Linked DNA regions of Homo sapiens: regions 2 and 3 are each linked to region 1. The links are chromatin loops, found by intact Hi-C in ENCODE. Cell type or tissue: heart left ventricle. All regions are shown on one strand. Each heading gives the region's core, and the rest is flanking DNA. Links, peaks and the distances in the headings are about the cores only.

What was found. Peaks named below come from ENCODE experiments on the same cell type or tissue, not always from the same donor. Only the 100,000 strongest peaks of a DNase experiment are listed, where the experiment ranks them.
Region 2: a loop joins it to region 1, with 2.0 times the contacts of the local background. A loop is called at or near these places in 7 of 110 quality-filtered maps.
Region 3: a loop joins it to region 1, with 2.1 times the contacts of the local background. A loop is called at or near these places in 2 of 110 quality-filtered maps.

Annotation. Positions count from the first base shown.
Region 1 is chr11:109,070,364-109,081,494 of GRCh38, forward strand. No RefSeq gene overlaps it. Among named protein-coding and RNA genes, the nearest start is that of C11orf87, 350 kb to the right of the region's middle. RefSeq lists a silencer at 5,746-5,946. In heart left ventricle, for the core only: no CTCF peak of the experiment used is centred there; a DNase peak (open chromatin) is centred at 5,758; H3K27ac peaks cover 563 bases.
Region 2 is chr11:108,979,672-108,990,802 of GRCh38, forward strand. No RefSeq gene overlaps it. Among named protein-coding and RNA genes, the nearest start is that of DDX10, 320 kb to the left of the region's middle. In heart left ventricle, for the core only: no CTCF peak of the experiment used is centred there; no DNase peak of the experiment used is centred there.
Region 3 is chr11:109,299,789-109,310,919 of GRCh38, forward strand. No RefSeq gene overlaps it. Among named protein-coding and RNA genes, the nearest start is that of C11orf87, 120 kb to the right of the region's middle. In heart left ventricle, for the core only: no CTCF peak of the experiment used is centred there; no DNase peak of the experiment used is centred there.

The sequences.
Region 1 (11,131 bases), core at 1,988-9,987:
TGAGAAGAAAATCCAAACATTTAACCAGCAACTACTCCCCACTCCCTAATCTCATGTCATCATTCTCTGAAAATGCCTTTACTCTGTCCTACATTTTGATCTTAGGTTGCATAGGTATAGAATTCTTGGTTGGAAATTAGTTTTCCTCACTTGAAGACACTGCTCCATTTTTCCCTTCGGAAGCTTTAAGGATGGTTAGAGTATGCTCTTCAGCCCTAGTACTCTGAAATGTCATGAAAATGTACCAAAGTTTAGATTACTTTTCTTTCATTGTGCTGAACACTCAATGGAATGGGCCCTTTTGATTTGTAAATGTGTGTGTGTGTGTGTGTGTGTGTGTGTGTGTGTGTGTGTGATCTCTCTTCTTCCTGTTTGCTCTGTTCTCCCTGTCTGGGATAACTTATTTACTAACTGTTTACTAGAGTGGGTTGCTTCTGTAAATGACGACTACCACCCATTGTGTGTTGAGTTTTATTAGTTTTTGCATTAGGCTATTTTCCTGTCTTATCCCAAAGTCTGGAAGGAACTTACTATAACCCTAAGTGCTCTAAACCTATTCTCTTGATCATCACTTGGCAGACAATTGCACTTAATAAATACTTAACAATTGCCAAATGAACATTAGTTACTAGGGACTCAGAGGTGACCACATGATGACCCGAAACATGACTAACTATACATATGCCACTGCTCTAGGTGAGTTGGATGGGCCTGCATCTTCTCCCCCTGTCCTCACTTTCTTTGTTGGCTTCTGTGCTTCCTGACTCTGACTCTCATAAGTCTGATATTAGCTTCACTTGTGTCTTGACGCCACCTTACTCACCAATTCTCCCAAACTGTCTCCAGCCCCGTTCTCTGTGCATGTAACCTCTTGGTTCTTTTGGTCCTAAAATTCCTAAGATTAATAACCACCTAAAATATTATTAATTTACCTTTATTGGGCAAAACTAGATATCATAATCCTCACTTTTCATATGAGGCAAGCTGAAGATTGTCTGGATAAAAAGAATGAGGCTCTCAATCTAGGTCTTAGTCTAAAGTCTCATGCTTTTTCAACCTTGCATGCTGCCTCTCAGTCTGCACTGTGTTATCAGGAGCAAATGAAGCAAGCAGTGTTAGAATCTGCACAGATTTTGGTTATGTTAATGGGCATGCAAACTCTCCCTAAAGTTTTCTCATTTTAAAAGCTGATTTCTGCAGCTAGAGTGATAAACACAGAAGAATGGATTTCTGTTAATAAGAATTAAGATGAGGTTATAGTTATGGGGATGGTGGGGTCAGGGGAGGTGGGCTGGATTACTGAGGATAGAGAGCCTTTTGTCAGTGCCATTAAAGAACCTCATCCAGGCACTGCTTGGACAAGCAGAGCCAGGTGATAACAGCAGAGTTTTTGTTGGCATTGCTTCTCCCACAGATGACAAAGCCAAGGACAATGTGTTCCAGCTTCAGGGGGAAGCAAGTTGTGCATTAGGAGGTAAATCTGTGGCTTGCAAAAGGTTGAATAAGATGCCTCTTAAAAAAAGCTCAGCAATCAGCTAAATTTAGCGTGGAGAGCACCATCCAGGCCAAGAATATTCTTTGGCCTTTGGCCCATAGCATTTTCATTTGACGGGGAATTGGATGCATTTTCATTTCCTCTAAGCTTTTCTCTTAACTCTCAGTACCTTCGCCTTTGGAGGCAGGAGTCTATGTGCTAATAGTTGGCTGAGGCCCCGTAGCTGATTCATGTTGGGTTAGGCTGTTGTTACATTGCTATAAAGAAATACCTGGGACTGGGTAATTCATAAAGAAAAGGGCTTTAATTGGCTCACAGTTCTGCAGGCTGTATAGAAAGCATAGCACCAGCATCTGCTTCTGGTGAGGTCTCAGGAAGCTTCCAATTATGGCAGAAGGCAAAGAAAAAGCAAGCATGTCACATGGTGTGAGTGGGAGCAAGAGAGAGACCTGGGACTATGTGGGGGAGGCACCACACTCTTTTAAACGGCCAGATTTCATGAGAAGGAATGCACTATCACAAGGACAGCACCAAGGGGATGGTGCTGAACCATTCATGAGAAATCCCATCACCTCCCACTAGGTCCCACCTCCAACACTGGGGATTACATTTCAACATGAAATTTGGTGGGGACATATATTCAAACTATATCACATGTCTCTGCTCATAATGACAGTTAAGGATGGTCTTGCTGCCCATTTTCAGTGAGAGATTGGGTGTTCACTGTGATGTTTTCATATAATGTTTTTCGTATGTCATCCATCTGGAGGAGGCTTTCTTGACTCTCCCCTCTCTTCTCATTATCCTTTGCATTCCCTTCTCTGAACTTTATTCTTTTTCTTTGAAGTTGTTTTCAAAGACAAGAAGATCTTTGGCAATGCGAGCCCTTTGCAGACCATAGTGAATGCCTGTTCATCTGCTCATTGATTCAGTGCCACTACTGCATGTCAAATGCCACAGCTTCCAGGGTACCCAGCTTTCTACCTACCATCTGATTTCCCAGAATGTAGAAATGGACATCCAAATCTGTGGAAAATTCAGAAACAATAAGATAGAGTAAAATAAAGTGTGAACTCTGGCATCAGCAGGTCCAAGTTCCAATACCAACTTTGCTATTTACTTGACATGTTATTTACCTCTCTGAGCATGATTTTTCTTGTCTGTGAGAAGGTGATAATAACTTGTAAGTTCTTTTCTGGCTTAAAAGGGGTACTGATAGGTATTCTTTAAGTGTCGGTTTTCTTCTCTCTTTTCTTACAAGGAACAACTGGTTTGGCTTTGTTACTCTTTACTCTGCCCTCTGATATTGCATATTCAGCAGAACCGATCTCTGGGTCTTACAGTCACCTAGCTGGCTCATTGTGAACTCTAGGGAGAGTACCTGGTTTTTGTGCCTGGGTACTTCCACTTCCCTTTCACCAGGTTTATTGGTTTGTTCCTCAGTAGACCTGAGTAGTTTTTTATCCCAACCATTAATCTGGTTTGGATTCACTCATTCATTAAACAAATATTTATTGAGCACTTCTATATGCCAACACTGTGTTAAGTGCTGGAGACATATTCTCTGTCCTCAAGGAACCTACAGTTTAGTGAAGATAGACAAGTCAATGCACAACTACAATGGTGTCAACTAATGCCCGTGTAGGTGAAGACACACATAGAAAGGGTACTGAAACCAACCTGGGGACTCACCAAGGGCTTTGTGCAGGAAGAGACATTTATACTGACATTCAAGAATGAGTAGGGACTGGCCAGGCAGAGACATGGATGGGTAGAGTAGGTGTGAAGGATGATGAAAGTGAAGGCAGTGCATATATGTGCAGCATCAAATAGGCTGGGCCTCCGCAGAGATTGAGCTGACTGTGGCACTGTCTACCTACCAGCACCTGGGAGGCTGCTGGGATTGGAGTTATTTTAGGGAGACAGATCATCAAGGATGGCTGGCAAGACTTGTCTCTTTGTGAAGTATTTTACAAAATACTTAATGACTTTTCAGAGACTCTTTGGAAATAGTCCCAGTGTGATATTTCTGTTGGTCAATGGGTAGGTGTTTGCATGCATTTATGTGTGGAGAGGTGCAAAGTGTAGGGGAAAGTCACTTCTCTCTTAATTTTTGTGCCATGATGTTAAATGTATTTTCTTTGTGGGACATTTATTCTTGAGGTCCAATCAGTCACTTTGAAGAACAAAGTGTGACATCTTCAGCCCAGCTGGGCCCATGTGCCCATGCCTGCCTGAGTTGCTCAAGCCCTCTCATTGGTCCTAAACGAGACACTGCTACTTTAGACAGGGTTTAGGTTGGCTGATGGGGAGGAGGAACATATAACATGTGAATCAGGGTCATGGATCCCTGCCCAGGCATAAGGGGCAGGCATAAGTGTGTGTGTGTGTGTGTGTGTGTGTGTGTGTGTGTGTGTGTGTGTGTTGCAGGTGAGTTGGAAGCCACATCTCAAAGCTGGCTGCTGCTTTTCACCTTCCTTCTCTGATGCTCCTGCCCTGCCTATCTACCACATGTGGGGAACACCTAGGTGCTTCATTACAAAGTCTGATTGCTTAGCTAGTTAGAGTCAAAGTGACTCAGTGCTTTCAAGTCTATCTTGGTTGGAAGAGAGCTTCTACCTGAAATTTGCAGCCATAATCTCAGAGAAGGAGGATTCTCTCTATTCTCCTGTTCTCCTTTCCTTGCTCCCCAGTTGCCTTTGGATACAATACAAGGTAGTCCTGTTTGATCTAGATTCTTCAGATCCTGAATTGGTCAGAAATGCTAATCTTGTCCAGCAATTCTGGTAGATCCCAAGGCTGATATCTCTGTATAACCCTAGATACAATGCCTTCTAGCATCTTCATCTATTTGTATCTTTGAATCTGAATTCCCTTATTGCCAGAGGATAATCTCTGAGATTCTTTAGTTTATTTTGCGTGTGATGGGAAGTAAGGTGACTTCTTCAAGATTCCAGAGCTAGTTGAGAGCAAGGTCACTAATTGTTAACCCAGTACTCTTTCCACTAAATATCAACAACTTTATCTACATTCTCTATGTATGGCCCCGAAGTGTGGGAGAGAACTGATGTGCTAGACATTGTGCTAAGGGATTTACACATATTTCCCTCATCCATTCATCATCCTAGCTCCTGAAATAGGGCCATTGACCCTGATAGTAAAAGAAGGGAACGGATTCAGAGAGGGAAGCAACTTATTCACAGATGGAGCTGGAGTTTGAAGCAAGGTCCAAAGCTTATGTTTTTACTTCGAGGCAACTTGGCTTCAACCTGCTACACTTGAGCCTAAGAACTGAAGGGCTTTGGGCTGGGATCAGGAGTTACTGCCCCTTGCTGTTAACACTGCCGAAATTCAAGCCTGGGTCTGACTCTACATTTTCTTCTTTATCCTCTATAGTAAGGCCTTTAGGACTGAATTTCTCCACTTAGACACCTTTTTACTACAATTCCGATTGAGTCTAATGGCTGCCTTTGCTAGCTTCTGGGGAGTGTATTTTTTTCTTATTCAGCCATCTTGATTCTTCCCACAAATGTGCAATGTAATGTTCTTGACTTTTGGGTTGGTTAAAGAATATCTGCGGACTATGGGAAGAATAATTTTAAAATGCAAAGCTTACTAGTGTCAGAGATGGATCTCAAATTATTTCAAGTAGGCTCTCATACCTTATTGAAGAGACGTCTTGACTTGGAAGCTCGTAGATAACACATTTAATTGCTACTTGGAGCTCCTGCTTATATTACCAGCAGAGGCACTTGGAAAAGGTGCTTGTGACTGAAATTGTGGTTTCTCTTTTTTATATATAAAACCTTCTCTCTCCAGTTTCTGAATTACTATTTGCAGTGATACATTCAATTCTTTTGACATGCATTGATCTCCCACAGGATGCGGATCACTACAGTGAAGACAGTCAGTTTGTGCTATCTTGACTTGTTTTTGATCTTGGAAGTTAGAGAATTGAAATGCAGAGCTTAAAGGGGCGAGGATGGAGTTTGCCAGGATAGGTATTGTCTTAGATGGAAGGTATTTATGTCATGTTTTCCGTCTCTTCATGAGCTTGATGTGCTTTGTCTGTGATTGCCAGGGTGTTCCAAAAGGCTTTTACAATGTCTCTGATTTTTCTCAAGTCACCACAGCATTGCAATAATGTGCTCCTTCTTCACATCCAGTCTCAGCTGCCTCCCTCTTTCATGACTGCATTTTACAGAAATCCCAAGTCTTAGTATCTTGGCTTCTTGGTACATAGGACACATGGCCGGGCAACTCCCCAGGGCCAGGCTCTATCTGGTGTCAGGAGAAGACAGCCCAGTGTGCTTGCTTTCCAGCTCCTGCCCAGATGTCTCCGACATTTCCCAGCCAACAGCTCTCTGGCTTTTTACTGAATCACTGACCCACTGTGAGCTCTCACATTATCTCTTCCTCCCAGGCCAGCTGTGGATTGATTTTTTTTTTTCAGGAGAGAAGCTCCTAAGACATAGATAGGGCCAGAAGGGCCCTGGGAAAGAGTGCAGCTCATTTGCCCACTTGATTTCTCAGGAGTGGGCCAGAGATGAGATTTAAGGAGAGGATAGGGCGGAAGGCAACACTGCTCCTGGACACCCGCTTTAGAATGAGAACTGTTTTTCAGGCAGCTTTTGAAACTTTCCTGAAACTTTCCATAATGCAAGGGGACACTGTAAGAGGCTATGGATATTCTAGCAAGAAAAGAGCAAGAGGACTGTTCAGTGAGTAAACTTGCTCTGGTGGAAATCAGCTTTAGACTTTTCTTCATGGAAGTGCCTTTCTAACTCCCTTACTATACCCCTTTTGTCTCCTTCCCTCCACTTTGCTGGCTTTATGTAGTACCCCTTCCTGATTTCTGCCTGATTGGATAACTTTAACCTGACACTGGCTGGGTGCTCCCTGCAATGAGTCGTGTGGTGATTTGCAGCTATGGGCTTTAGTATGCCTCATAGTGATGTTATTCTCCAGGTTCTGAGGGTCTGGGAAGCAGAGTTTATCTTGGTCTGGGGGTTAAATTAAACCTCGATGTGTTGCTGCCTTATGTTAAAGATCACAAATGCTCCAAGGTATGGCGACAGCTGATCCCTTGTGTAATAATGAGCAATGTTTCATAGTGTGTAGTTGTAAATGATCCTGTAGGAGCTTTAGTTCTTTGTTGTATATAGGCAAACTCTGACCTAGTACAAAATGCCAGGACTGGCATCCAGCCTAAATTATTATGATGAAAAAGCTGGTGGGGCTGGCCAGACTATCTCTCTTTTCAATCTCACCTCTTGCAGCTGCTCAGTAAATGGCAAGCATGATGGAAAAATATAGGTCCAGTCTTACTTCTCTGGAACCCATTTATTTAGTAGGAAGGATTCTAGAATTAGGTGGTTTTTCTCCTCTTCATTTTTCCTGACAGATTTTTCTCTCCCTGTCATACTGTAAGATTGATTTCTATCTTTAAAATGTGTTCATGGGGATGAGGGCTTTTCAGGGAAAGCATTACAAATCACCCACGACATCAGGCATCCTGGGAAGAAGCAGAGCTGTTTCTACAGTGCTCATTTTTCAGAGAGCGCAGTGCCACCTGCCATCTTCCTGTATTTCCAATTTCGCATTGTCCTTGTCTGTTTGAAGATGGGGTATGTGAATTCCAGATGAGCTTGTGCTGGCTTTTAAAATTCACATGGTTTGAGGAGAAGGAGCAGTGACAGCTGATTGATGTAGAAATGGCTTAGGAAGCCAGGCTGAATCAGAAATCCTGATTCCAATGAAATCCCCCTCTTGGCTGAGTGCTGGCTTGTCACCACTGAGACAGTATTTCAAAGTGATTTCACAGGTGTTAGTTCATTGACTCCTCCCACCATCTCATGAAAGAGGCAGGGGAGGAAAGAGTAAGTCCACAGGACAGAAGAGGAAGCTGAGAGTTTGAATGTTTTTGTGACTTAGACTTGGCCCAAGGCAAGTTAGCAGTGAAACTGGCATAAGAACCTAATTCTTTTTCCACTGTACCTGGAGGGTCTAAGGCCTAGGGAAACATTTTTTAAAGTCTCTAAAAAGCTCCTTAGGTGGCATAGTATCAAGGAACTTGGAAGGGATCAGAAAATTAACCTCAAATTATCTGGATTTTAAAGCATCAATCAATGTACCTTTTTATTAAGTTCCTAGCATTGTATTTGGCCTACAGTAGGTACTTAGAGATGAGAGCTTATTCATTATTTCTTTTTTATTTTATTTTATTTTATTATTATTATACTTTAAGTTTTAGGGTACATGTGCACAATGTGCAGGTTAATTACATATGTATACATGTGCCATGCTGGTGTGCTGCACCCAGTAACTTGTCATTTAACATTAGGTATATCTCCTAATGCTATCCCTCCCTCCTCCCCCAACCCCACAACAGGCCCCAGAGTGTGATATTCCCCTTCCTGTGTCCATGTGTTCTCATCGTTCAATACCCACCTATGAGCGAGAACATGTGGTGTTTGGTTTTTTGTCCTTGCGATAGTTTACTGAGAATGATGATTTCCAGTTTCATCCATGTCCCTACAAAGGACATGAACTCATCCTTTTTTATGGCTGCATAGTATTCCGTGGTGTATATGTGCCACATTTTCTTAATCCAGTCTATCATTGTTGGACATTTGGGTTGGTTGCAAGTCTTTGCTATTGTGAGTAGTGCCGCAATAAACATACGTGTGCATGTGTCTTTATAGCAGCATGATTTATAGTCCTTTGGGTATATACCCAGTAATGGAATGGCTGGGTCAAATGGTATTTCTAGTTCTAGATCCCTGAGGAATCGCCACACTGACTTCCACAATGGTTGAACTAGTTTACAGTCCCACCAACAGTGTAAAAGGGTTCCTATTTCTCCACATCCTCTCCAGCACCTGTTGTTTCCTGACTTTTTAATGATCACCATTCTAACTGGTGTGAGATGATATCTCATTGTGGTTTTGATTTGCATTTCTCTGATGGCCAGTGATGGTGAGCATTTTTTCATGTGTTTTTTGGCTGCATAAATGTCTTCTTTTGAGAAGTGTCTGTTCATGTCCTTTGCCCACTTTTTGATGGGGTTGTTTGTTTTTTTCTCATAAATTTGTTTGAGTTCATTGTAGATTCTGGATATTAGCCCTTTGTCAGATGAGTAGGTTGTGAAAATTTTCTCCCATTTTGTAGGTTGCCTGTTCACTCTGATGGTAGTTTCTTTTGCTGTGCAGAAGCTCTTTAGTTTAATTAGATCCCATTTGTCAATTTTGGCTTTTGTTGCCATTGCTTTTGGTGTTTGTCATGAAGTTGTTGCCCATGCCTATGTCCTGAATGGTAATGCCTAGGTTTTCTTCTAGGGTTTTTATGGTTTTAGGTCTAACATTTAAGTCTTTAATCCATCTTGAATTAATTTTTGTATAAGGTGTAAGGAAGGGATCCAGTTTCAGCTTTCTACATATGGCTAGCCAGTTTTCCCAGCACCATGTGTTAAATAGGGAACCCTTTCCCCATTGCTGGTTTTTCTCAGGTTTGTCAAAGATCAGATAGTTGTAGATATGCGGCATTATTTCTGAGGGCTCTGTTCTGTTCCATTGATCTGTATCTCTGTTTTGGTACCAGTACCATGCTGCTTTGGTTACTGTAGCCTTGTAGTATAGTTTGAAGTCAGGTAGCGTGATGCCTCCAGCTTTGTTCTTTTGGATTAGGATTGACTTGGTGATATGGGCTCTTTTTTGGTTCCATATGAACTTTAAAGTAGTTTTTTCCAATTCTGGGAAGAAAGTCATTGGTAGCTTGATGGGGATGGCACTGAATCTATAAATTAACTTGGGCAGTATGGCTATTTTCACAATATTTATTCTTCCTACTCATGAGCATGGAATGTTCTTCCATTTCTTTGTATCCTCTTTTATTTCATTGAGCAGTGGTTTGTAGTTCTCCTTGAAGAGGTTCTTCACATCCCTTGTAAGCTGGATTCCTAGGTATTTTATTCTCTTTGAAGCAATTGTGAATGGGAGTTCACTCATGATTTGGCTCTCTGTCTGTTATTGGTGTATAAGAATGCTTGTGATTTTTGTACATCGATTTTGTATCCTGAGATTTTGCTGAAGTTGCTTATCAGCTTAAGGAGATTTTGGGCTGAGACAATGGGGTTTTCTAGATATCCAATCATGTCATCTGCAAACAGGGACAATTTGACTTCTTCTTTTCCTAATTGAATACCCTTTATTTCCTTCTCCTGCCTGATTGCCCTGGCCAGAACTTCCAACACTATGTTGAATAGGAGTGGTGAGAGAGGGCATCCCTGTCTTGTGCCAGTTTTCAAAGGGAATGCTTCCCGTTTTTGCCCATTCAGTATGATACTGGCTGTGGGTTTGTCATAGATAGCTCTTATTATTTTGAGATACGTCCCATCAATACCTAATTTATTGAGAGTTTTTAGCATGAAGGGTTTTTGAATTTTGTCAAAGGCCTTTTCTGCATCTATTGAGAAAACCATGTGGTTTTTGTCTTTGGTTCTGTTTATATCTGGATTACATTTATTGATTTGTGTATATTGAACCAGCCTTGCATACCAGGGATGAAGCCCACTTGATCATAGTGGATAAGCTTTTTGCTGTGCTGCTGGATTCGGTTTGCCAGTATTTTATTGAGGATTTTTGCATCAATGTTCATCAAGGATATTGGTCTAAAATTCTCTTTTTTGGTTGTGTCTCTGCCAGGCTTTGGTATCAGGATGATGCTGGCCTCATAAAATGAGTTAGGGAGGATTCCCTTTTTTTCTATTGATTGGAATAGTTTCAGAAGGAATGGTACCAGTTCCTCCTTGTACCTCTGGTAGAATTCGGCTGTGAATCCATCTGGTCCTGGACTCTCTATGGTTTGTAAGCTATTGATTATTGCCACAATTTCAGAACCTGTTATTGGTCTATTAGGAGATTCAACTTCTTCCTGGTTTAGTCTTGGGAGGATGTATGTGTCAAGGAATTTATCCATTTCTTCTAGATTTTCTAGTTTATTTGCATAGAGGTGTTTGTAGTATTCTCTGATGGTAGTTTGTATTTCTGTGGGATCGGTGGTGATATCCCCTTTATCATTTTTTATTGTGTCTATTTGATTCTTCTCTCTTTTCTTCTTTATTAGTCTTGCTAGCAGTCTATCAATTTTGTTGATCCTTTCAAAAAACCAGCTCCTGGATTCATTAATTTTTTGAAGGTTTTTTTATGTCTCTATTTCCTTCAGTTCTGCTCTGATTTTAGTTATTTCTTGCCTTCTGCTAGCTTTTGAATGTGTTTGCTCTTGCTTTTCTAGTTCTTTTAATTGTGATGTTAGGGTGTCAATTTTGGATCTTTCCTGCTTTCTCTTGTGGGCATTTAGTGCTATAAATTTCCCTGTACACACTGCTTTGAATGTGTCCCAGAGATTCTGGTATGTTGTGTCTTTGTTCTCGTTGGTTTCAAAGAACATCTTTGTTTCTGCCTTCATTTCGTTATGTACCGTACCCATTCAGGAGCAGGTTGTTCAGTTTCCATGTAGTTGAGCGGTTTTGAGTGAGATTCTTAATCCTGAGTTCTAGTTTGATTGCACTGTGGTCTGAGAGACAGTTTGTTATAATTTCTGTTCTTTTACATTTGCTGAGGAGAGCTTTACTTCCAA
Region 2 (11,131 bases), core at 1,028-9,027, 92 kb before region 1:
CCCACCTCAGAAGGTGATTTTGAGAATTACACAAGAAAGCCAAGGTAAAGCTGCTTATCACAGGACCTGGGAACAAAATTCAATTTTGACACATCAGCTATTATTATTATTATTATTATTATTATTATTATTATTATTATTTAAGACTTTCTCTTTTTTTTCTTACTTTAAGTTCCAGGATACATGTGCAGAATGTGTAGGTTTGTTACATAGATATACATATGCCATGGTGGTTTGCTGCACCTATCAACCCGTCATCTAGGTTTTAAGCCCCACATGCATTAGGTATTTGTCCTAATGCTCTTCCTCCCCTTGCCCTCCACCCCTCAATAGGCCCTGGTGTGTGTTGTTCCCCTCCCTGTGTCCATGTGTTCTCATTGTTCAACTCCCACTTATGAGTGAGAACATGCAGTGTTTGGTTTTCTGTTCCTGTGTTAGTTTGCTGAGAGAAATGGCTTCCAGCTTCATCCATGTCCCTGCAAAGGACATGAATGAATAGTACTTTTTTTTGGCTGCATAGTATTCCATGGTGTATATGTGCCACATTTTCTTTATCCAGGGCATTTGGGTTGGTTCCAAGTCTTTGCTATTGTAAATAGTGCTGCAATAAACATATGTGTGCATGTGTCTTTATAGTAGAATGATTTATAATCCTTTGGGATTTTTTATGGCTGCATAGTATTCCATGGTGTATATGTGCCACATTTTCTTTATCCAGGGCATTTGGGTTGATTCCAAGTCTTTGCTATTGTAAATAGTGCTGCAACAAACATACATGTGCATGTGTCTTTATAGTAGAATGATTTATAATCCTTTGGGTATATACCCAGTAATGGGATTGCTGGGTCAAATGGTATTTCTGGTTCTAGATCCTTGAGGAATCACTACACTGTCTTCCACAATGGTTGAACTAATTTACACTCCCACCAACAGTGTAAAACCATTCCTATTTCTCCACAGTCTTGCCAGCATCTGTGTTTCCTGACTTTTTAATAATTGCCATTCTGACTGGCATGAGATACATCAGCTATTATTATTATTATCTACTATATGTGGAGTTCTCCTCAAGGGCTTCTTCCTGGGCTTTCCATACTACCATGCATTAGTGATTAGCTGAAAAGACAGTGCTGTTTCAGGATGGGACTGAGAAGCAAGTCAATTGGCCAGCCATGCTGAGATGGCCTATGGGGTAGAGGTTCCCTGGTGTTCTCTGGCTGGGAGCTACAAAGTCTTCTCTTGTAGCTGTACATTGGAAACCTCAGACAGACTTCAGCCCTTCTCAGACTTCCAGCTTCCAGGCTCCGACCCGGTTGGGGTACCTTGACTTCCTGAGAATCTTGCTTGATTGCTAATTTAGACAGTGCCCTCACTCGTGTCCCTGTGGCTCAAATGGCAGGGCCTGGGTGACATCTGACAGGTAAAGTGAACCCAGGGTAGTTTAAGAAGGGCCAGACGCCACCTGTAGTGACACTAGGACTTGATTAGTCAATTGCTCCTGAAATCAGTAAAAGATCTTAAAAAATAAACAGGTTTCCCAGTCTTTGGGAAAAAACGCACAGTGAATAAATCCTCTGAATGCAGTATTTGCTTTAGGAAAATCCCAGAGACTCATGAGGCTCACCAGTATTTGTACTCTCTTTTTCTTGCTGGGCTGTGGCTGGACTATATTTTCCAGCCATCATCGCTATTAGGTAAATAGGTGAGGAGGCACGTAACTGAGTTTAGGCCAATATAATATGAGTGGAAGAGTGGATGAGGCCTATTTCCAGCCCTGATCCATAAGAACCTACCATTTCTGATCATCTTTCTCTCCTCCAGTTTACCAGTGGGCTGGAGAGGATTCCAAAGAGATGGGGTCCTAGGATGCAAGGCGTCTGGGTCTTTGCATGACCATGTGTTCTTGTCTTGTGAAATGATGATCCTGTCTTGTAAGAAACAGAGCATAATGGTATGGCACCACTGAGATTTGGGGGTTGTCACTCTAGCAGCTAGCTTTATTTACCCTCATACAGTTTGATATGGTTTGGCTGTGTCCCCACCCAAATCTCATCTTGAATTGAAGCTCCCATAATTCCCATGTGTTGTGGGAGGGACCGGTGGGAGATAATTGAATCATGGGGGTTGTTTCACCCATACTGTTCTCATGGTAGTGAATAAGTCTCACGAGATCTGATGGTTTTATAAGGGGAAACCCCTTTGACTTGGTTCTCATTCTTTCTTGCCACTGCCATGTAAAAATTGTCTTTCACCTTCCACCATGATTGTGAGGCCTCCCCAGCCATGAGGAACTGTGAGTCCACTAAACCTCTTTTCTTTATAAATTACATAGTCTCAGATATGTCTTTATCAGGAGCATGAAAACAGACTAATACATGGTTTATTTAAGATTATACTTTGTTCACATGCTGCAAATGGATGTCCCAATTCTGGGTAGATAGTATAGGTGAATGTGATAACATCTTGTATTTCAATGTGTACTCTTTTTTCCTTTTGGTCAAGGCCATTGGTGATTGGTTGTTTTGTTGTAAGAAGGCTTCAAAAGTCATTCATTTTAAGTATGTTTCTCACCCATATCTGTTCTCTACTCTCATCCCTCACCCTTCCACATTTTGATGGCCTTACTGTCATCAAAGTGGCATTGGATTTATACTGTGTTGTTAAAGGATGAAGAATCTTAGATTTCTAAGCTGTGGGGAAATTAATAAAATATCAAAAATTGAAACCAAGGATGATGTAACCCTAAAGAATAGTTCTCTTTTGAATACATCTTTTCAGTTTCTTTCTAATACACAAACTTACATACATATACATCCAGTTATTGATAACAGTATTAGCTAGAATTTATTGAGTGATTGCTGCATGTTGGGCATTTTTAAATTTTAAATATTTTTAATTCTCAGAGTAGCTCTGTAAAATGGGCATTGTTATTCTCATTTTCAAATAGGGAAGCTGGGGTTCAGAGTCATAAATTTGTCTAAGATGACACAGCAGCAATGCACTCAAATCCATACCTGCTCTGACCCAGATCTTGCCTGTTGTCTTATATTACCCTATAGTGTGTTATCTTTATTCTGTGGATAGAAATTTTTGGAGCCTCTGGCTAGAGACCTTGACCCTGGGATTGGTGACCCTCCCTTTCCATGACTTGTCCAATAAAAAGGCACAAGACTCTCTAGACCAGCAGACTCTACATAGGCCTCTCTGAAGGGTCTCAAATCAGGCCCAGAGAGTTTTGTACCTGCCTGTCCCATCTATTGCATTGTCTACCTTCAGCATCCATGAGTTCCTGAGTGCATTTTTGTTAGGACCTTGGTCCCAAGCAGATTCAGATTCCTGTCTTTCAAGGGCACTGGAATGGCTAGGATGGGAAAATGACAGCCTCTTTGGGGCCAGTGATGGTCCAGTAGAGGGGCACAAGAGGAAAGATGATTAGAAGGTGAAATAGAGAGGATACATTGGTCACTGTGCAGGTAAGGCAGGTTGGGGGGAAAGGGGGAGTCATGGGTGTTGCCAGGTTTTTGCCTTGGGCCACTGGGTAGGCAGCATACACAGGAAAGGACCAGCCTTAAGGGCAAATATAAAGGAAGCTGGCATCCATGTGTGCTTCCCATATACCACCCTTTCTTGAGATGTTACACAACTTCCTGTAGGCTTTTCTGGACCACATTATCAGGGAAGAGTTTGCAGTGGCCCTCAGGACCCTTTACTGAATTTTAACCAATTGTAACATAAAAGCTAAAAGATGGATTGGTTCATGTTTTTCATCACACAATGTGTCTGTGTTTCATGAAGCTCATTTATGGCAACGTGTACCTTTGCTGGCTGCCATGAGTGTTTTTCTTCTGTGAATATTGTTTCTTTACATATTTATATTTATCACATTTAATCACACATACAAGGCATTCTCCAAAATAGTTTCTTAAAAGGCAACTTAGAGACATATTTGGAAATGAAATTGAGAGGCAATTTTTTTTTTTTTAGCTTTTGCTTTTTATGTAACGGGACTAATTTTTCTCGAGCCTTGATTGTCTCAGCCACTGGTTCCCATACACAACTGCTCATCAAGATCACCTGGGAAGCTTTTAATAGACACAGTTTCTTGCCATGACACCCTCTCCCAGGGGGTTCTGATTCACTGGGGATGTGGCCTCTGCAATTTAAGTTCGTCAGAAAATTCCGATGAGCAGGCAGGTTTGGGAATCACTCATCCGAGCCACAGTCTCCAGATTTATAACCCTAGCTTTGGATGCATCAGCATTTTATTTTCTTTGAAGAATACATGGGCATTTTAGGGTAGAAGTAAATGGTGTTTATTAACAAAAACTAATATTAAATTACTGCATACTTGCTATTGGGATAGGTTCTTTTTAAATAATTATCTTACTTAATGTTATCCTCACTGATAAGTTATAGAGCATCTTCATGTTCCAAAGCCAAGAAAATGGAAACTAAAAGAGGCTGAAGAAATCTTTGAATGACTAGTTCAGGTGATCAAGTGGAGGAATGTAGTTAGAACTGAAATATTTCTGACTCTAAAAGGAAGCCTGTCTCTGAGCCACTACCCTGGGTTGCCAGTTTGTGGGATTAGTGATGCTTCCAGAATTTCTCAGTTGCTTTTTGCCCTTTGGAGAAAAGATGCCTTCCTCTGTTATGAGTGGGAGGGCAGTAAGTCAAGGCAAACACATCCTACAATTGCTGAGCGCTCTAGTGAAGAAAAATGTTGTTATTTCCCTGCCAAAAGAACTAGAGAGAAGAAGATCCTTGTTAGGAAAGACAAAAGCAGAGAACAAAAGCAAAACACAGAATGATGCTTTCCTCCTAGACACTTGAACCCACTAAGATCTTTTATTCTTATCTTTTTATCAGAGTCAGGATTGATTTAAGTTTATTAATGATAAATAACATCTTTTATTGCACAGTTAATGTATCCAGTGAAACTATACCCATATGATGCTTCTGTTTGCATTGTCATAAATCAATGAGAGACTGTTAATAGTAGCACTGGCTTAATCACTCTGATGCCTCTTGTTGCTAATGGGGATTGTAAAAATAGAGGTGTGAAGCAATGTGTTTTCTGAAACTTGTCAGGCTTGAATGGAGCAGAAGCATGGGCCTGGAAAGCAAGACCCATAACAGCCTTTGGGATGAGGATGTGATGATAACAGCTTCCATCACTTTGCTTTTGCATGGCTGTTTATGAAGCATTTTCCTTTAACCTTCCAAGAGTCCTGGAAGGCAGGAGTTTTGTCCTCCACCCTACAGGTGAGGAGACCTAGGCAGACTCCTGGTCCAGAGCTTTCTCCTCACTCTGGGCCCAGACGGACCTGTGCCACTTACATTTGTTCTTTGGAGCCCACTGATGCTTCCCAAAGACTTCTGGAGCCTGCAGTTTTTCAAAGGGCCAGATGCAAAATGAGGTAGGCTGAGATTCCAGGGCAGCTGCAGGCTGCACAAACATACTTCAAGCATTGGTTAAAAGGAAACGGAGAAGCAGAATGGTCATTAAGCACCTCAGAGGGGAATTTGCCATAAATTCTCAGCCTTTTCAATAGCTTGGCTTTATTAGGGCATGAGCCAGTGATATTTTTCTTCATTTCCTAACTTAGTGCTCACACAAGGATTATTACTTTGTAATATTTAGTTTTCTTGGCATTGTAGCTGAATTAAATGAAGACCAAGTGAGAGCTGGAAGGAAAGAACTCCTCCCCTCTGATCTACCTTCTCAGCCCAGTTTCCTGTTTTTAATTAACACAGTGGCGAACGTAAGAACTGACCCACATGCTGTGGGCCTTCATAGAACCAGGACAGGCCTTGCAGAAATGAAGAAAAATATCATTTAAAGTGTTTCTTAAATTGGATTGCTCCTTTTTTTTTTTTTTTTTTCTAGCAGGCCTGTGTGCCAGGCACCCATGTGATTTTCTTGTTAGAAATAGGCTGAGTGGGGGAGGAGAGACATGCAGAATATTTTTTTTTCTTTTTGTGTGTGTGTGTGTGTTTTATTAACTCTGGAGTGCGTTAATTTCATCACACTCCCAATTCCAATTTATCTGCATCTCTGAGACTAACTGGCAGCTGGAGCTGTGAGTGCTGGGACCAGGTGGGGCTAGAGGCTCTGTAGAATTTAGACAGGAATTTTACATCAGAACTAGACACAGATTTAGTAAGAGTGTGGGGACAACCATTGGAGTTCTATGGAAATTGGCAAGCAGTTGATCCTGCAAATGGCTTGGCCCAGAGAAATCTCAGTACCCCAGGAAGAAGGATGACATCATTCTTGTGGACACTTCTGGTTCCCCTGGTGCCTAAGAGGCCAATAAAGAGCTGAGCACTGGTCCAGCAGCCTCTCTCTTTGAGGGTCCTGGGGTGCCGGGCACTTTCCTCCTGCAGCCTTGGCAGGACCTGCAACCTGCCTGCTTTTGTATTACCAGCCCTTGGAGAAAGAGACTCTGTCCTGTTTGCCATCAACCAGACCTGATCCCACTGAGCCAACAGAGAAAAAGAACATGCATCTGAAAGATCCTACCAGCTGGAGAAAGATGAGTCACAACCAACAGAACACAATCTCAGCAAAACAGAGCTGTTGGAGGAAATGAGTAAAAAAGCAATAAGAAAACCTAAAGAAATTTAAGTGCATTTCAAAAGGACTTTCTAAAGGAAAGAAAAGTCGTCACCAATTTAGTAGATGTAACTGAAGGAGTTAATGGTCACTGTTGAGGGCCACCCATGTTGGTGGCTTAGAGGATCAAAGCACAGAGCAAAATCCGATGGAAATCATGAGAAAAAAGCAGATAAAATCATGAGAAAAAATGAGAGAGAGACTGGGAGAATGGAACCAGGGGACAACTTGGAATGAATAGGATTTACAATAGGATACAAAGGAACAGTTAAAGAAGAGGCAATAATTAAATATATAAGAAAAATTTCTGAAAAGACTTGAGTCTATATATGGAAGGGTCTAGCCAAGTTCCAGGTCAGGTTGATGAAAAAAGTGAGACCCAACATACTCTACTAAAAATTCCTGAACTCTAAATACCACAAGAAAATCCTGTAAGTTTTTAGACAGGAAGAACAGATTACTTATAAGGGAATAAGAGGAAGATTAGCATCAGACTTCTCATCTGGAAGCTAGAAGATACTGGAGTGAAAACTATAGCAACTACACAACCTAAGAATCCAATGTCCAGCCAAGATATTCCCCCATCAAGGCCAAAAAAAAAAAAAAAAAAAAAAAACCCAAAAAAACAAAAACAAACAAATGAAAAAACCAAACAAACAAACTACCATGATTTGAAGACATGCAATCCTCTAGCGTATATTTCACTCCCATTCACTATCTCAGCAAAATACTTGAAAAAGACTCAAAACAAATAGCAAATGAACTAGACTGGGAAGAAAATGAAGTGGAGAGGAAACAGTATTGAGCAAAGAACCTTGCTCTCTGTAGATCCTGAACCAGTAAGCAGTCTGCATCCCTGGAGCTGGAAGTGTAGGAGCAGAGAGGAGACCAAGACTTGGAGAAAGAATTTCCAATGAAAATAGGCCGCAAAACTAAACAGGTTCTTAACTCAGATTTATCTAATAGTTAAAGAAAGATAGTTGCAATGTTAAATAAACTTTTCTATATCGTGAAAAAATGAAGAAGATGTTAATTCACTTTATAATAGAGTCCATCTTATTTTAATACTCAGCTCTAATAAAGTATAATTGAAAATTTAAAAACTATAAATCAATCTAACTTAAGAGTACTGATGCAAAAAATAAAATAAACAGCAGATAGAATCTAGTGGAGTTTTAAAAGAATACTGTACTGTGATCTAATAAGATTTATTTTAGAAATGCAAGAAAAGATGGATATAAATATCTGTATCAGTATAACTCTAACGAACAAATGGAAAGAGATTAAAAGAGCTAACTGAAACAGAAAAATTACAAAATTACATTAGTAGATTTTGGAAAGGCATTTTATAAAATTCTTATAAAAGACAGTTAAGTAATACAGGAATAGAAGTAAACAACCTAAATATAATAAAGATCAGTCATGATACCTACCAGCAAGTATTACCTTAAGTGACAAAACACTACATCTATTTCTGTCAAAATCAGGCACTGAAAAGGAATATTCTCATCATCATTATACAACATTGTGTTGGAGTGGTAGTGAATGAAATAAGTCAAGAAAAGAAGTATGCATTTTTTTTAACCTTTCAAAGTCCCCAAGACTCTACTTTTAGATATTAAAAAAGGCTACTCAAGTTAGTAAAATAATTTTGTAAGGTAGCTGGAATAAGATTCATATACAAATACTAAAACTTGTCTTTTTTAGTAAGTAAGAAGTCAGAAATGGAAAAAACTCATTTATAACTTTAAGTACTAAATGAATATATTAAGAAAGACACAGACTTAAATGAGGAAAGCTATACAACCTTATTGAGGGACACACAACAATATCTAAACATTTGGAAAGACTTTCTTTTTCCAAAGGAAAACATTTAGTACAAAAGTAATTTCTTCAAAAATTTATGTACAAACTTTAGGTAATTTCTGTCAACATCCCAACAGAGTTATTATCCTGGAAATTAAACAATCTTGCAGTGTATATGGAGGAAGGATTTTTTAAATTTTTTAATTTTCAGTATTTTTAATTGACACATAATTACACATATTTTTCAGGTAGAGTGTAATATTTCCATACATGTATGTATATAATGTGTGATGCTCAAATCAGGGTAATTAGTATATCCATCACCTCAAACATTTATCATTTGTTTGTGTTGGGAACATTCAAAATGTGCTCTTCTAGCTATGTGAAAATATATAATAAATTGTTTATTATTCACTCTATAGTGCTATAGAAATCTAGAACTTACTCTTCCTATCTAGCTGTAATTTTCTATCTGTTTGGAAGAGTGAGTTTTTTTTAGACTAACAAAGAGAAATATGCAAAACAAAATTGAAGGGGAAACTTCCCTTACCAGATATTATGATCCACTTTTAAGACAATGAGATAATATCAACATGATACTGGTGTTGGGAAAAACAAAGAGATTAGTGGAACAGAATAGATAATCCATAAATAAAGCTTGATGTGTGTGAGAATTTAATGTGTTCCAGCAGGAAAAGGCTGGATTTAATGATATGGTCTTGGGATTCCTGGTTCTCCATCTGTTTGAAAGCAAAACTGGATTCTTTTCATAAGCATACGATAATACAAATCTTGCAAAACAAATTGGGATTTAACTTGTATAATCTGATGGCAGGGGAGGTCATAACCAAAGAAAATATTTTACCAAAAAAAATGAAAAAAAAAAAAACCAAGTACATGATAGTCATAGAAAAAAAATCAGTGAAAAGCAGGATTAATAGCCATACATCTAATAATTTACAAACAACTTTTACAATTGTCATAAAGGGACAAACCACCCAGTGGAAAAATGGACAAATGGTATGCAGAGACTATTTGCAGAAGAAAAACTCCAGATGGCCAAAGCCTTATGAAAAGATATTAAAAGTCACTGGTGTTCAGGGAATCCAATTTTAAGTAACAGTGAGATATGAAAAAACATCAAAGGCCAAAATTTAAGATAGCATTAACTTTCATTGCTGGTGGGAATATGGAGAAGAGTCCTGCTTTCTTCTTTTATTTTTTCCTTTATTTGTTCTTAAAAAAAAACAAAACAAAACCGAGGATACGTGAGCAGAATGTGCAGGTTTGTTACACAGGTATACATGTGCCATGGTGGTTTGCTGTACCTATTGACCTGTCCTCTAAGTTCCCTATCCTCACCTCCCACCACCCAATGGGCCCTGGTGAGTGTTGTTCCCCTCCCTGTGTCCATGTGTTCTCAATGTTCACCTCCCACTTATGAGTGAGAACATGCAGTATTTGGTTTTCTGTTCCTGTGTTAGTTTGCTGAGGATTATGGCTTCCAGCTTCATCCATGTCCCTGCAAAGGACATGATCTCATTCCTTTTCATGGCTACGTACTATTCCATGGTGTATATGTACCACATTTTCTCTATCCAGTCTATCCTTCATAGGCATGTGGGTTGGTTCCATGTCTTTGGGGAGAAGAGTCCTCTTATACAATGCTGGTGGAAATATAAATTGTTAGTTTTTGTGAAAATCAAACTGTCAAACACCATTAAAATTAACACTGTACATTCCTTTCTGTTCAGTAATTCCACTGCTGTGACTTTGATATGGTCTGTATGTTTTGTCATGCCCCCACATTTATATGTTCAAACCTATTCATCAATGTGATGGTATTAGAAGGTGAGACCTTTTGGGAGGTGAATAGATCAAGGGGTAAAATCCTCATGAATGGGTTTAGTGCCTCATAAAAAAGGCCCCAGAAAGATGTCTTGCCCCTTCCATCATGTGAGGATACAATGAGAATGTGCCATCTATGAACCAGAAAGTGGGTCCTCCCCAGATACTGAATCTGCTGGTACCTTGATCTTGGACTTCCCAGTCTCTAGAACTGTGAGAAATAAATTTCTGTTTATCAGCCATCCAGTTTAAGGTATTTTGTTATAGTAGCCTGAGCTAAGTATGACAGACTTTATCCTGTAAGGACAAAAATACTAGTATGTGGAGATGCTGTGAAGGGTAATTTTATGTGTCAATGTGACTGGGCCAAAGGGTGCCCAGACATTTGGTCAAACATTATTCTGGGTGTGTCCGTGAGGATGTTTCTGGATGAGATTAACATTTGAATCAGTAGACTGAGTAAAGCAGGCTGCCCTCCACAGTGTGGGTGGGGCTCATCTAATCAACTGAAACCCTGACTAGAACAACAATGCTGACCCTTCCTCCAGTAAGAGGGACCTCCTTCTGCCTGACTTCCCTGAGCTGGGACATTGCTCTTTTCTTTTCTTCTGCCATGAACTGAAACATTGGCTCTTGTTGAGTCTTGAGCCTGCTGGCTTTTGGACTGGAACTTAAACCATCAGCTCTCCTGGGGCTCCAGCCTGCTGATTGCAGATCTTGGGACTTTTCAGCCTCCAATTTTACATAATAAATCTCTTTCTCTCTCTCTCTCTCGACTTTTATATGTGTGTGTATAAAATATATACATAAAACATGCACACACACACACATACACATGGGAAACAAAGTCAATGTTTATCA
Region 3 (11,131 bases), core at 1,898-9,897, 230 kb after region 1:
CATGTGTTGTTTGATTGTCAGTTCCCCTGTGATGTTACATCTTCTGTTCTTGAGTTTAGTTCAATTTGTGTTAGCTTTCCCTCCATTTCCTAACTAGTTTTCCCCCTTTTTTCCTGGGTACCACACGACCTAAACCCTAGAATGGTGTCCAGTTGGACACCCAGTAAATTTTTGAATAATTTAAATAAAATATGGTATCTTCTTCTTCCTTTATGTATTTTCATCAAAGTTATTTTCTTCAAAATTTGTCACATAATTTTTCCTGTGAGCTGTCAGTTGATACAAATGCTTGGTCACTGGGAATATACTGGCCTCTTGTTCAGCCTTGACTTCCAACCCGCAACTGCTGAGTCTCTTCCAATTTCCAGCAATGGCCGAGAATAACTTATTGGCTCACAGATCCCTTCTATAGTAATTCAATGGAGGTGATGAAGTGGTGGGAAAAATGTTTCATTCAAATCACAGGTTTCCAGAGGGCATAGTGAACTCAGGTTTAATTCAATCTTGATTCAGTGTCCAATATTTCTGACATTTGATGGGGGGCATGGCAGTAAAAGCCTCTATTCAGGGATGATGGTATCAAGGGAATGGATAAACCTTCCTTCTGGTTGGTTTGTCTGATTTGGATGACTGACTGCCAAGAAGGATTTGACAAGTGCTAAACAGCCGCCTATAGCTCAGGCCAAATCGGCTGGGGTTTGAGACATAAATCTTGCTTCTACAGGGGATGAAAGTGCAAGACAGAAAACCGTAGCAACCATCTTTTCCCAAGATAAGGAAAACATAGAGGTATAGAGAAACACAGACTGTGACCCCCAGTCCAGGCTGGCCAGGACTCACACAGACTCCACTCATCAATGTAAATAGGGCTCTGAATATACCTCAAAGCTTTGTGAGGACTGTCTCAGGCCATGCTGGAAACCATTCTGTGAAATGAGGCTGGAGAAGGCAGGAATTAGTATGTTAACTTTGTTCCTTCAAATTGCTCCTCTGGATTTTCAATGTAGTTTTCATCTGTAAGACCTATTGCTCTTGCTCTTTGCAGCGGGGCCTCTTTATTTGCCAATCAAAAGGGTCTTCATTTTTAAAGATGGGTGATGGGTAAAATGAGCTCATCTAAGCTACTCTGTCCCAACTTCTGATCCCATGAGAGGAGAATCCAGTCTGAAGCAGATTCTTGAATCAAGCAGGCCCCAGGGATTGCAGCTGGTAGCACCAGCACTTCCTCTGCCTCTACTTTTTTTTTTTTTTTTTTTTTTTTTTTTTTTTTTTTTACAAGTTAGACTGATAGTGATACTACTGGGTGCTGACAGACCTTGCAAGTTCGTCTTGCCAACTGCTCCTGCCAAAGCTGGAAGGTGAAAGAGCAGCAACAGATGCCACCATAGCAGCTGCAGCCATCTGCTAGAAGATAAAATGTGTTGCCAAGAACAGTGCTGGGGAGAGGAGAGGGGGAAAAAGAGGACATACTTGAACTGAGCCAGCAGTTCCAGCTTAGAATCCAGAGCATGGCAGAGCTAATAGGTGGTTTCTTGTTTACCTTTCCTAAGGTAATGCTCCCCACCTCACCATCTGCCATTCTGCCTTCTCCAACTCTGCTGTTTCCTGATGGTGAGCAATGCCCACTCCTCATTCACCATTTTTGAGAGTGCTTTACAGAAGAAGCAGCAGACCATTTGGCCCTGCCTTTGAAGCCCAGATTACATCAATATTGACCTTCTGGTTCTCTGAGCTCTTGTCAATTAAAATCAGTTTTCCTCTTTCTTGGATCCTTTTCAATTCCAACACAGAAGCTAATGCTGTGCAGATTTAGGTCTCCCAGATATAGAATTAACCATGATTTTGCTATTAATTTGCAGGAGGCCTAGAAAAAATTCTAGGGTACTGGATAAAAAATTTTAAAAGTTTGGATGAGCCAACTTCTCTAGACCTTAGTGTTCTCATTTCTAAAGTGGGAGACAGAATTATTAAATTCTAAAATTTATTGAACACTCAATAGGCACTAATCGAAGCATTTCATGTTTATTAACTTGTTTAAGCCTCACAACAGCTCTGAGAGGTAGGTATTATTATTATCCCTATTTTACAGATGAGAAAGTTGAAGCACAGAGTTTATATAACTTTACTGTGCAGCTAGAGGTGGTAGGATTCAATTCTACACAGCTGGGCTCCGGATTTTGTACTTTTCTCCATCGTGTTATACCGCCTCTACAGAATCCCTTCCAGTTTTAAGATTCTCTAACTTTTTCAGGACTCTAGCTTTTTCTTTTCATTGTGGTGGACGCCATTATTAGAGTTCAGGACTTTGAATAATTTTGCATTTTTATCTTGGTGGAAATGTAGCAAGTCATAGCTGGATTCTTCGGACTGTTTATATGCTAGCTTTCAACTTCTCTACTCTCAGATGCCCAGAACTGCCCATTATCTATACTGTGCCAGTCCCTCAACCTCCTTCAGAAGCATCCATTGACTTTTCAGTTCAAATGTCAAAACTTCTGCTACCTTCAAAGCTTTTCAACTAAATGATCTTATGCTGCATGTGTGATCTCATTGTTTTCTAGCATATTCTTCCTTTTAGGAAAACTTGTGTTCTTGTGTTGCTCTCTTCCCACTTCGCTTTGCACTTCAATGTTATCTGTTTACATAAGAAAAATACTGTTTTGTGTTGGTTTGCTTTACAGCTTACAATCTGCTTTCACGCACATTATTTCATTGGCTCCCACAACAAATCTATGAGGCATCTACCTGGGTTATCACAACCAGACATTGGACTACTTCCATTCGTGTCCACCTCAGATTCTTCCTCCTTATTGCTGCCAGAGGAATCTTTCAGGAAGGACAAATCTGTCCATATCACTCCCTGGTTTAAAATATGTCAGTGAGTTCTTATGCTGATAGGATCTTGCTGTTTTCTACCTTTCCAGCTCTTTTATCCTCACTCTTCTCTTCTCATCATATGACTCAGCAATGCCAAACCAAACACAGTTCCCAGAACCCACTGCAATATCTCACACTGCTGAGGTTTTGCTCTTGCTCCGTCTTGATCAGGACTTGCCCTCCCCTTTTGTTGCTTATCTAATTCCTACTGTCCTTTAGAAGTCTGGGCCAGCTCCTCCAGGCAGTTTCCCTGCCCCCTCCCCTGCTGCAAGATTACGCAGTCTAAGTGTGCCCATCCACATCCTAACATTTATTTTGTATTAAAATTATCTATTTGTTATGTGTCTTGTCTCCTCCTATTCCTGGAAAGCATAAGCTATATCAAATACACCTTTGAAGCTTTTGAATCCTAGGTCTTAGTGCTGCAGCATTCTGCTAATTAAAGTATGTTGACCTGCACTGAAGCCCCACTACATAGATCAGTAAACTGAGTCCGAAAAAGTTTCAATCAACTTCTGTAGGTATCGTGGCTAGAAAATGACAGAGCAGGCAGTAAACCTCTTGACTATCAATGCCTTAGGAATTTGGCCCAAACTGTTTTAAATGCATGGAATAATCTTTCTCCTATTTTACATGACAAGTCCTTTACCTCTATTTTCAAATAGTGTCTCGGATCTACCCTCTTCATCTATGTTCTCCCTCAAATCAAACTCTATTTACTAGATTAACTATTTTATACAATGTTTTCTCCATTTGTCTATAATCTTCTTCGGATCAGGAATTGCTGCTTCTTTCTTCTCTGACTCATTATCTAATAAAATGCACCCAATGGGACTCAGTCAGTGCTTGCCTTCTGACTGAAATACTTCAAAGCAAACCTCAGTACACATAAAAAGAAAGCACACTTGTACAGCTTGTGCAAATAGTGATTAAGCCCCATTGTGTCTAGGGCTAGGTCTGCTCTGGCTTTCCCCAATTTCCCCCAGTGTAAGCATGCTATGCCTGCTTTCCACTGCACCCCATTTCTCTGAGGCATCTTCACTTGGCTGGACAGTTCTAGCATTTGAAAGAGCATTAGCAGAGTTGACTTCCTTTTACTGTATAATGGAAAAAGCAAGGGCCTTGGAGTTAAAAGACCTTGGTTTGTTTTCCGGCTCTCTAGGCCCACAGTCTCTTATTTCAGTGTTGGGAATCAAAATAGTAGATGTTCTATTTAAGTTCCAGAGTTATTGTGTGATCAAGTAAGGTAATGAGATAATGCATGTGCAAACTATTTTTGTAATCCATCCTCACTATATAATCAGTCCTCATTATTTGTGAATTCTGTGTTTGCAAATTTGCCCAGTGCCTAAAATTTATGTGTAACCCCCAAATCAATACTCATGGCATTTCCACAGCCGTTGTCAGACATGTACCAGGCTGTGAAAAATTTGAGTTACTCCTCAACATTCGTGTTCCCAGCTGAGGGAGAAAAGGGTGACACTCCTTCTTGTTTTAGCTCTCATGCTATTAAGTATCCTTTTTTTTTTTTTTTTGCCAGATTTTGTTGCATTTTTGTGCTTTTTTATTGATGATTTTACTGTTTAAAATGGGCCCTGAGCTTACTTCTGAAGTGCTGTCTAGTATTCTAAGCACAAGAAGGCTGCAATGCCCCTTACAGAGAAAACACATATGTTAGAGAAGCTTCATTCAGGCATGAGTCATAGCACTGTGGGCCATGAGCACAATGTTAATGAATCAATTGTATATGTTACATAAGATGTCTTCAAACAGAAACACACATAAAACAAGGTTATGTTTTTATTCGTTGATTAAAATGTTATGAGCAGAGGCTTGCAGTAACCTAACCCTGTATTTTACCTAGGAGCCATGGCTCAGTGTTTGCTAATTCATTGTCCATAGTGACTTGGTGGAACATAATCAGCCCTAATAATTGGAATACATTGCATTCATTTGTAAGGGAATCTTCCCATTTGAGGTCACTTCTGTCTTGTCTCTAACCACTCCTAATCCTTAGCACCGTGTCTCTCAAACTATTTTTGCTCCTTAAGAATCATTGAGGAACTTATTAAAATGTAGAGAAGATTTGACATGTTCTCAATACAAAGAAATGACAAATGTTCAAAGTGATGGATATCCTAAGTACCCTGATTTGATTATTATACATTGTATGCATGAATCAAAATCTCACATGTACAAATATTATGTATTAGTAAAAAAAATATATAGAGTCCCAAGTCAACAACCCTGATTTTTTTTTTCTTTTTCTTTTTTTGGATGGAGTCTTGCTTTGTCACCCAGGCTAGAATGCGGTGGAGTGATCTTGGCTTACTGCAACCTCTGCCTCCCAGGTCAGGTTCAAGCGATTCTCCTGCCTCAACCTCCTGAATAGCTGGGATTATAGGCACTTGCCACCATGCCTGGCTAATTTTTGTATTTTTAGTAGAGACGGCAGTTTGCCATGTTGGCCAGGCTGGTTTCGAACTCCTGACCTGAAGCTATCCACCGGCCTCGGCCTCCTGCAGTGATGGGATTACATGTGTGAGCCACCGCTCCCAGCCCTGAACAGCTTTTGTTGCGAGTTCAGAAGCACATGTCAGGAGGCCCTGATGCATACAAGGCCTTGGGGAGTAGTGGGGTGAAGCTGCCAGAGTGTGGGTAGTGATGGGCTGATCAGGCTGGGGTCATTCAGTTTTCTGGAGTCTCTGTCCAACCTGATGCTCTGGGGGCCTTTCCTGATATAGGCCTGACCCAGATCCCTGCAGATGCCTTTTTCATATCTCACTGTAACTGCAGGAACCAGACATGGGGAAAGCCCTAAGAAAGAGGAGGGCGGGAAAAGCCACACTTTGTACCAGTCACTCAAGCCTTTTTTGTTTTGGAAGAACATGGGAATGTCATATTCTTCAACTTTTTACTAAATGGTCTCCTGAGACATGGGTGAGGAGGAACCAAATTGTAACCCTCTTGGCCTGCAGACTTCAGACTCAGCAGCAGTGTGGTCATTGCAATCACATTAATTCTTCATACCAGGATAAGAGCTAACACTGACCAATGCTTGAATCCATTACATTTTGTCAAGGGAATGCCAATTAGTTTTCTACAAGTATTTACTTTTCCAATTAATCTCTGCTCCCAAACACTAGAATATTTAGAGACTTTTTTTTTTTTTTAATGACAAGAACTTCAAGTTGTATTCAATGGGAAAACAAAATACTTTTTGAGAACCCTGGGACCCAGAGAGCAGTTAACCTCAGGCTTAGGGAAGAACAGTAAAGGATAGTTAGTCTTCATCGAATGGTGATGAAGGTGGTTGCAGTGGAAGAAGACGGGCTGTTGACATCAGACAGCGTGGGTTCAAATTCTGGCTTTGCTATTTTCTAGCAGTGGGGTCCTGCGAAAATAATCCCCAATCTCTTCAGTACTCCTCTTCTAGAAAAAATGAAGACAATGGCCTTGATAAAGATGAGGAAAGATACTGCAAAGTTTTCTAGCTGGGTACATCTGGAACATGATAAATGCTCCGTAAATGATAGTTATCCTCTCCTTCCTTCTTTCAACTTCCTGTACATGGAGGTTGCACAGGTTATATCATCTCTGTGGCCCTGGGCTGTGCTACAAGTTCTAGATGAAGTGCCTACTCTCTCTCTCCTCCCTTTCCCCATTCTTTCATAACTTCTTCCATTTCTCTAGAGCCTTAGTGTAAATAGTCTTACATGATGAACTGATTCTGTGCTAATGTGATCATAGTATGACTCCTCAAGGCAACAGTTTCGTTTTACCAGGGAGTTTTTGGAAATAAATGTCGGGAATTTCTGGGTGTCTTGGGTTGAGAATGGGGGCATCTCCTAAATCAGCAGATGCTTAGCATGTGTTGGTGAAGACTGGCCTTGACTGGGATACCTCATTTATCTCACTTGCATTGCTGAAAGATGATTCAGCCTTGAAGAGAGAAGGCTGGGATTCCTGATTCTGGAACATGACTGTCCTAATTATAAATCTTGGCTTTATCAAGTACTGTGTCAACTTAGGCAAATGGTCTTTCTGAGCCTCAGGTTTCTCACCTGTAAAATAGGGATAACAATACTTATCTTTTAGAGTTTTTGTGAGGGTAGGAAATATTTTATGGAAATGTCTGTCTCACAGTATGAGATCAGCAAATGGCCACCTCTATTATAGATCAGTGAAAGGGTGAGGTAGATGCGGCTGACAGCTGGTAGGCTCAGAGGGCATGAGCTAGGTCTATAGTTTTCAACTAGTAATTCTGTAATTAGTTGTGGTAATCTGGTGGCATGGTAATTTCAGGATGACTGAAAGCCAATTTTTCTCTACTAACAGTTAAAGAACCAATATTTGGAAAACTTTTTGAACATCATTCTCATTTATGTGTCTTCTGATAAGCTTTCTTGAGTGAGAGAGAAAGGTATGGATTAATAGTCATTTACCTGGAAAGTATGAATATGAGAATATACCTTGTATGTGAACATCCTTTATTGGCAAAAATCAGTATGTTTGATTACATCAATGCTAAGAGTTTCTGTTAAAGGAAGTGCACCATAGACAGAGTTAACAGAGAAATAATAGACTGGGAAGAGATGTTTGTGATGTCTAGAATCAAAAGGCAATTAATATCTAAAATAAAGAGTTTCTTTATGTCACTGGAAAAAGACAGGTGCCACAACAGCAAGTGGGAAAAAAACCAAACAAACCCAAATGTTTCAAAAATAGATGCAATGACTTAAACCCATGAATAATCAGAGATGTAAAAATTAAAACAACCACTTCACTCTTTTTTAAATCTGTGTGTAAATTGGATGGCATCAAGTGTTAGGAAAGAGGTGGGGAAGCGGGACCCTTATTCGTGACTGGTAGGATTGTGAACTGCTAGAGGCATTGTGTGAAGCCATCTGGCAGTCTTTGGTGAAGTCAAGTCGGCCTCTACCCAGCAATCCCATCCTCAAGAAAATATGCCAGAAAAATCTTCATGCAAATCTACAAGGAGGCATGGCTGAGAAGATTGAACATTTGTAGTAGTGAGGAGTTCAGGCTATGAACTTCTTTGATGGATGCTTTCTATGGACTATTCTGTAGCAGTTGGGAGCAAGAAGCACACATCCCAACATAGATAAACCTTAAAACTGAGATATCAATTAAAAAAGGTAAAAGGAATGAGGTTTGTTATGCTATAATATTTAGGTAACTTAAAGATAAAAGTATATGAGTTTGCAAGAAAAAAAATTTTTAAGGAAGCAAATGGATGTGGTCCTTGATTTCTTGGCATATCCAGCTTTTGAAGTTTAATTTCTAAAAATGCATATGGAAATATTACATAAACTTTCCTTAATAGATGTGTAACTTTTTTAATCAGATGTGTTTTTAATGTGTAAAAACTATTAATGTTTCTAAAAATCTAAATGCATTAAAAGTTTAAGTGAAGTATATGGGAGAAGCCCATCTTTTTTAAAACAGCAGAAAATTATGGTGTGAATTATATTAATAATTATTACCATGTTTGTTTATTAATTTTTTTGGATCTAGAATTTATTAATACAAAACACATGGACATTACCTGAATAACAGAGGGAATGACCGTTCATTCAATGAAGCTCTTCATGTCCTCTCAAAGATTTTATCTTATGCCTCATTTTTCTTGGAGGATTATCGAGGGATGATGAAGTTACAGGGAACAAAATAAAGGTGAGCTGTAATGGGCTCATTCAAAGTGGATGCTGTCCTCTTCACATAGATTTCCTAAAGATGGATTAGGAGAAGTAAATGAATGTATGTTTATGTGATCAAAATTCACCCTTATCCTGAATGAAATAAATAGGCATGTTCAGAGGAGTGTGCAGGGAGGCGACTGGTTACAAGTATGTTGCCTGAGAACTGGCAGAGATGAAGGCTGGGCTGACATGGGGCAGGATCATCTCAGATGGAAGCCAGAGAGGCAGAACATTTTCATGCAGGTCACTACACATGTTTGACACTAAATTCAAAGTAATGACTGAAGCAACTGGCACCATTTAAAATAACGAGCCAGAGTCATCCACCAAGAAGCTGAAATGATGGCAGCACCATTTTTGTGGTAAGAAGACACGAATCTCAAGGTCAGCGATTCCTATTAAAGGGTGACATCTGCCTGTCATTTCAGGGTGATCTAGCATCTGTGTATCATTCAAGAGTAAAGGAATAGCACTTGATAGTGCAGTGTTGAGTGCCTTACATGTTTACAGCTACAGACTTCTGTTGCACTCAGCTCAGTTCCTCAGTGGCACCAGGGGCTGGCAACTGGCAGCAATTATGGAATCTATGAGATTATATGTCATTCATTATGTAATGGATATTTATCAGTTACTTTGGTAGCCCAGCATCTTCTTTTGCTTGGGACTATATTAACCTGTGTTCTTCTGTAAAAGCTTGAAATGCAAGTTGTTTAGCTATTGAATTTCCCAGATTCTCTTGTGTATAACTTAGGCTCCAATAACCAGATGCAGCTGCCTTGAATTTTGAAATTAAGAATTAGAAGTGCAAAAAAGGCTGGGATGGAGGAACATGAGGATTAGTAATAAGAGTTTTCAGAGGCACAAGAGGAATAACAGTGCAGTGGCTGTAACTGACTAGTGCCTATGGTGGTGGTGGTTGCAGCTGAGGTTTGTAGAGTTTAGAGGTGACAGTGTTGACAGTGGTCTGGTTTTATGGTATGAGAATTTTGGCGGTGGTCCAGGTTAATGCACTAGCTTCCCTTGCTCTTGAATGTTACCCAAGCCTGAATTTCCTGGCAATTATACATTACCTAATACTGTTTCAATAGATTTATTTTCTGCTTATGTCAGCCAGAGTTGGTTTCTGCTGCAACCAATAAAGCTGACTGATACAGGATGCATATCCAGGTTTCAGATGCAAATTGCTTTCTGGAATCAAGTGTGTGACCTATGGTTTGTCATGATGTGTCTCTGAAAGGGTCTAAAACCATTTTATAAATAGTTTATCATCATTGACTTTTAGATTCCATGATGTCAACATCACACCTATAAATCACTGACTAAATTCATATTTAATGTGTACCCACTATGTGCCAGAAATTGTGCCAGACAATAGGGATACGATGAGAGATGGTTCTTTGTTTCATGGTGCTCACTCTTTGAGAAGGGAGATGGGCAAGAAAATGGACAGTTGCAATATACTTACTATGAAAGGACAGCAGCTATAAGAGCATCTAGGAGGATCATCTAACCCAGCCTTGTGCGGGCGGGATAACTATATATAGCATATCTTTGCATGAATGTTCTGCTGTTGTCTTAAATTCATCTTTATTTTCTTCCTTCTTTCCCATTACTTTATTTGCTTGTTTTCGTATTTCCATCATGACTCCATTATTCTCCAAGTCACCTAGACCCATGCCTGGAGGATAATTCTTTTGCCTTCTGTGTTCATTTAGTTACCAAAATTGCAAGTGTGTACATGTGTGTACCAAAATTCCATGTGTGTACATGCAAACCACACCTGAAATAATAGTTTCTTGAAACAATATTTTACTCTATGTAATGGTTTCTATTTTCTATCCCATTCTATTTCATGTTTTTAAAAATGCTACTTTTAACCTATAAATTAATTTCATGACCCACTAGTGTTCTATTACCCATTCTTAAAAATACTCTAATCTCTTCTATATGTTCAAACTGTTACTTCAAACTAGGTCCTTTATTTTTATTTATGCATGACTCCCCCATAGCAAAAGCAGCAGTATCAATAACAAACCCACCTTCCTTCAACACACTTTACCTTAATGTCTAGCCTTCTCATCCCAGGCCAGAGGATCTTTATTTTCTTTTTCTTCATTCACTTAAATTTAGTTTCGTCACTGATATGCCACAGAAACTGCTTTTGCTAAGCTCACAGCTCACAAGCTGCCTCCATATCTCTAAATCCAGTGGATAGAGTCTTTCTCTTGCTGGGCATCTCCCTTCTTCAGAAATCCTTGTTAACACGGTTACATTGATCCCTATCTATTGGGTTTCCTTTTATTTCTCTGTTCTCTCCTTCTTACAAGATCTTTTTAGGCTCATCTGCCTTCATCTGGCTATTCAAAATTTCTCAAGACTCAAATCTGGGTTTTTAAAATCATTCACTAGACTTATGCTCACAGCTTTAATTTCCATGTATATGCTGATATCTCTCAAATGGACATCATCTGCCCCAGAGTTTCTCAACCTTGACACTTGGAGCTAGATGATTCTTTGTTTTGGGGGGCTAT